Linked DNA regions of Homo sapiens: region 2 is linked to region 1. Evidence: chromatin loops called from intact Hi-C (ENCODE). Cell type or tissue: heart left ventricle. All regions are shown on one strand. Links, peaks and the distances in the headings refer to the core of each region. The heading gives the core; the rest is flanking DNA. Region 1 has its middle 500 kb from the start of MIR302F. Region 2 has its middle 460 kb from the start of LINC02879.

Region 1 (2,927 bases), core at 332-2,831:
AAATCTAGTATACCACCTTATCTCAGGCATCAAAAACTATATTATTATTTCTATTTGAATATGGATACATGCATGTAACACTTTTCTGTTATGACATTCACTAATCCTTCATATAATTACAGAAGTAAAAAACTGACACGTGAAGATTTGTTGTAATCGATTTTACTACACTTTATACTGGTAATAAACATCTCAACTGTATAATTCCTACTTTTTTCAATGTCAGAAAAATGACACACACACACAAACCCGTGATTCATTTTGAATTATGCTTATTGAAGTTTTAAAAATAAAATATTGATTGGGAAGAACTTGAAAATAGAGCTTGACCTCCAAATATATCCATATCCTAATCCCTGGAACCTGTGAATGCTACCTTATATGGCAAAAAGGACTTTGATTAAGTTAAAGATCTTGATGTGGAGGGATTATCTGGATTATCCATGTGGGTCATAAACATCATAACAAGTGTGTCCTTATAAGAGGGAGGAATGGAAGAGAAGATGAGAAAGCAATGCAATGTCAGACATAGAGATGAGAGTGATGTGGCAGGCAAGAAGCCACGGATTTCCAGTACCTGCCAGAAGCCAGAAACAGCAAGCAATTTTCTCCTTAGAGACTCCAGAAGGGCTAAGCCCTGCTGACATCTTGACTTTACCCCCAAAAAAGTGACTTCTAATTTCTGGACTTCAGAAGTGTGAGAAAATAAATGTGTTTCAAGACACCAAATTTTTGGTATTTATCACTGTGGCCACAGAAAACTAATACAAGAATTTACTTTTTTTTTTTTTAAGTAGTCTTTGCTTACCCTGTTCCCCCTCTGACTTTACTAATTCAGCATTTCCCTACACTTAAGTAAATTTTCACTCCTCATTTTATTTCTTGTTCCCGTTTTCTTCTTCTTCTACTACTACTGCTATTACTAATACTGCTACTACTACTGTTACTATTACTACCACCACCACGGAAAATAATAGATAATGGCGAGTATTTATTGAGTGCTTACTATATGGAAGGCACTGCTCTAAGTGATTTAAAAATTCATTTCACAAAAAACTCAGTCAGGTTTTTATTCACATCTCATTTTAGGAATGAAAAAATCAGAGATATAAGAAGCTAAAGTAACTGTGTTAAATTAAATAGATACTAAAATGAAGAATTAGGATTTGGAACCCAAGCAGCCTGGCTCCAATGTTCACTGCTTCCCGTGGATCCAAACCAGATTTGGCTTTCAAATGACAGGGAAAACAACAACTAATTCAAAAAACAAAACTTAGTCTTAATTGAATACTTATTCATGTTCTGCTTCCTACCTTTTTCTGAATTCCTAGTCTTTTTTTTTTTTTTTAATTCTTTTCTTGTCATCCAGGCTAGAGTACAGTGGCACAATCATAGCTCACTGCTGCCTTGAGATCCTGGGCTCAAGCCATCCTCCCATCTTGGCTTACCACATAGCTGAGACTATAGACCTTGCCAATAATTAAAAAAAAAAAAATGTACAGAAGAGGGCTATTGGTATGTTGCAAAGGTTGGTCTTGAACTCCTAGCCTCAAGTGATCTTACTGTCTTACTGCCTCAGCCTCCTGCCTCACCCAGACACAAGCCACCACTCCTGGCCTAGTTAATATTCTTTGTTTACATTTCTTATAATTGTATTACACAGTTTCATAATATTTATGTATCATAGTGATACAGAAGGGGGCAGTAAAGTGCTGGGAGGAGAAGGGTGGGTCCCTGGTGAGGGCTCCATCCCCAGGCTTCTGCCCATGGACCTAGGTGAGGGCAGGCACTCCTGCCTTTGCACCCAAATGTTGCATTTCTTGAGACCACCCTGGCCTACCACACCCCATCGTGTGCCTGTAAAAACCCTGAGATCCTAGTGGACACAGATACAAGTGGCTGAATGTTGACAGAACACACAAGTGTGAGAACACACAACAGCTGTATGTCAAGAGTAATGCACCGGTGTAAGAGCAAACCGACAGGCACCAGCAGGCTGTCAGGCCATAGACCAGTGGAATGACGTGGAAGGGTTGGAGGAGAGCCCCGCCAATGAGAAGCCCAACTCCAGGGAAAAACCACCACCTTCCCACTCCATCTCCCTTCTGGCTCTCCCATCTGCTGAGAGTTACTCCCACTCAATAAAACCTTGCACTCATTCTCCAAGCCCACGTGTGATATGATTCTTCCTCTACAGCATGGCAAGAACCCCAGAATACAGAAAGTCCTGTGTCATTGAGGTAAGGCAGAGGGTCTAATACAGCTGATTAACACAAGCCACGTACAGACTGCAAAATAAAAGATTACTCTGTAACGCATGCCCCCTGGGGCTTCAGGAGCTGTAAGCATTCACCCCTAGAGGCTGCCATGGTGTTTGGGGCATGGAGCCCCAAAACTTGCCCATCTGCATGCTCCCGTAGAGGTTTGATCAGTGGGTCACTGAAGAAGCCAGCCACTGCCCCTGTCTCATGCCCTGCAAGGGGTATAAGGGAACTTTTCTCATTTCAACAGTATAATATTTTAAGTATAAAATACTTCCTCAATATTTGAAGATTAGTACTCTCAAGAAGAAAAACAAAAGAACATGTTTGAAAATATTAGGTTGATACAGAAGTAAGAGTAGTTTTTGCATTGTTGTAATTTGCCATTTGATATTGGAATACATTCTTAAATAAATGGGGTTATGTTATACATCCTTTTAATGGGGCATTTCTCACTGTATTTTTTTTTTTGCTAATGACATTACTTGCTGGTTAATTTGTATTTATTTTAGACTATGGAAATGATGTTAGACAAAAAACAAACGAGTGATTTTCTTATTTGAGTTCAAAATGGGTGCTAAAGCAGCAGAGACAATTTGCAACATCAATTCATTTGGCCCAGGAACTGTTAACAAACATGGAGTACCGTGGTGGTTCAAGAAGTTT
Region 2 (2,927 bases), core at 143-2,642, 180 kb after region 1:
TCAGTCTCCATTGCAGTTATTAAATTTTTACTTCTATAACCTAAAATCTTTTTTAGTAAATGTTGTTTTAGTATCTTTCCAATAAGACATCTTCATTTTGGCTTTAAAAATGGCTCAAATTAATATAAGACAAACATAAAGTAAATTATAAATGTTATTCAATGGATACTGAGCAATCCTTTATGTTTTTTTAACAAATTAATAATTCACAAGGGAGTAAAGATAATTTCCCCAAACATAAAGAATGATATATCCAAAGCTCGTTGTAACAGGGAGGGAAATCTAAACATCAACAAAAATGGAACAAAGGACAATACTTTTACAGCATACACCATTAAACAAATTATAAAATATTATGGGGTTATTATGCAAAGCAACCAAGATTAATTGCTGCTAATTGACTAAAGTCACAAAACGAAGTGTTGGTTTCACTTGTGATACTAATGCCATTTACAAGGTTAATTACTGTGTCACCTCAAAGCCCCCAGTTGTTTTTCATATTGTGGCAGAGAACGCTGGAACAGATGGACCAAAATAACATCTGGCTTAGGTGAGCAATAAAAAGTACAGCTGACATCCTTGAATGATTTCCTACAGTAGCATAGTCTCAGGGAAGGAAAATAATAAGAGAGAAATGTGGGTGCCAAAAATAAACAACTTGATATATAATTATTAGCATAGTGGCCCTTGCCAAATCCCAGGGTCAATGCCATAATCACCATCTAACAGGGCAATGGTAATGTTCTTATCAATAAAATCTTTTAAAAAATATTTATATTTGATTTAGTCAATTTGTCACTAATATCTTACCTTGTCGACCTTGCTTCCAAGCATGCTTGTGCATAAACTCCAAAAATAATGCCTTCAATTTTAAAGAAAATAACAGTTTTTAAAACATATCCCTCTTGATCCCCCGGATAACCCTACAAATTAGATGATACTACGTGATATCCAAATTGAAAACCAAGGCCCACAAAGGCTATATTTGAGGTTTAAAAGGTATAAGGATACAAAACCAAAATTACTGATTTTAACGTACTGCACTCACATTGAGAATTACATTATGCCAGTAACAGGAAAAGGAAAGCCTGTTAATAATGACTATCAGAAACTTTAAAACTACAATTTGCAAATTTTATTTCCTGCTGTTTTAAGTAATATTAGAATCATTTTGTTTTTCAAAATGGTGCATATCTAAGGAATTTTGTTCCAAACATTCTGCTATAAAATTATTTCAATTTTATTTTACCTACTAAACATAATCTTTCAAGGCCTGGGAATGAGCACCAATGCCATTTCCAGCATGCAAAATCTTCTCAAACAGTTCAAGTTGAAAATACACAGCCAAATAATACAACACAATTGCACTAGAAAAGAAATATTTATCAAAATTCTGAGATTGTGGCCATCTTTTCAAATGCATTTGGATGTTTTCTGCAGCTGGTTTATATGCTGTATTTTGTTTGTGCTGAAGACCTGCCCTCTCCTGGTTGTGCTCATTACAAGGAGCACAGGCTACACATGACACATTAGAGAGGTAGTTCAAAGGTGAGCTCTCTTGGCCTTAATTTCTCTCTGCAAGGTATAATAGTGTTGCTGCTGTCTTGTCAGGAAGGAAAGCATTGAACACTGCACATGTAATTAATTATCACTATTGTTATCAGTAGGATCCTGCTAGGCATACTCCTCCTGGCTTTGTTTTTCTCTTTCACCTTAGTATGTTTCACAACGTACTCCCTTTCTGATGAAGCCACAGAGCCACTTTCTATCCTTAGAGCTAATGTTGGTTTTTGTACCCTTTGAACGTGAGAAATCTGTGGAGAGGTGGTTATTCAAGCTATATTTTCTCTCTTTTTTTCCCTTAGGTATTTTTTCAGTCATAGCCTCCTTTTATTTTCAGCTCATCAGTATACATGTGTCCCAAGGAGAAATATTTTATTGAGATAATTTTAGTATAAAGAATACTTAAGCAGACTTATGTCAGTATTAGTAATGCTTTCTGAAACAAAATGGAGAATTATCTGTATCATTGAAACCTATTTTGTTCACATTCAATATCCATGCCAAAACGAAGACAGTAGTAATAGGCTACTATAGATTATTTCTACCAACTTCATTAAGATATAATTCACATACTATACAATTCATCCATTTAAAGTGTAATATTCAACGGATATTTTAGGGTGTTCACAGAGTTGTATGACTATTGCTACAATTAATTTTAAGATAATTCTAGCACTCCAGAAAGAAACCCTGTAACCAGCAGCAGTCACTCTCTTCTTCCTCTCAATTTCCCCCAAATTAGTCCCAGAAAATCATGAATCCACTATCTCTTCCTATAGATTTGTCTATTCTGAACACTCCATATAGATGAAGTCATGAAATATATCTTCTTTTGCAACTAACTTCTTTAATTTTGAGTGATGATTAACGGTTCATCTATATTGTAGCAAATATAGGTAGTTCATTCCTTTTATTGCTTTTTAAACTTTTTTTAAGTTCAGGGGTACATGTGCACGTTTGTTACATAGGTAAATGTGTGCCATGGGGGTTTGTTGTACAGACTATTTCATCACCCTGGTATTAAGCCTAGTACACATTAGTTATTTTCCCTGATCCTCTCCCTTCTCCAACCCTCCAAACTCTGATAGGCCTCAGTGTGTGTTGTTCTCCTCTATGTGTTCATGTATTCTTATCATTTAGCTCCCACTTATAAAGGAGAACACGTAGTATTTGGTTTTCTGTTCCTGTGTTAGTTTTCTAAAATAATGGCCTCCAGCTCCATCCATAACCCTGCAAAGGACATAATCTCATTGTTCTTTATGGCTACATTGTGTTACATGGTGCATATGTACCACATTTTCTTTATCCTATTTATCATTGATGAGCATTTAGGTTGATTCCATGTCTTTGCTATTGTGAATAGA

The links. Hi-C counts contacts between places; a loop is a spot of excess contacts. Peaks named below come from ENCODE experiments on the same cell type or tissue, not always from the same donor. Only the 100,000 strongest peaks of a DNase experiment are listed, where the experiment ranks them.
Region 2: it touches region 1 in a loop (2.4-fold over the local background); 3 of 110 quality-filtered maps call a loop at or near these places.

What each region holds. Positions count from the first base shown.
Region 1 is chr18:29,793,408-29,796,334 of GRCh38, reverse strand. No RefSeq gene overlaps it. Among named protein-coding and RNA genes, the nearest start is that of MIR302F, 500 kb to the left of the region's middle. In heart left ventricle, for the core only: a CTCF peak has its summit at 1,674 (motif pointing right); no DNase peak of the experiment used is centred there.
Region 2 is chr18:29,615,655-29,618,581 of GRCh38, reverse strand. No RefSeq gene overlaps it. Among named protein-coding and RNA genes, the nearest start is that of LINC02879, 460 kb to the right of the region's middle. In heart left ventricle, for the core only: a CTCF peak has its summit at 1,497 (motif pointing left); no DNase peak of the experiment used is centred there.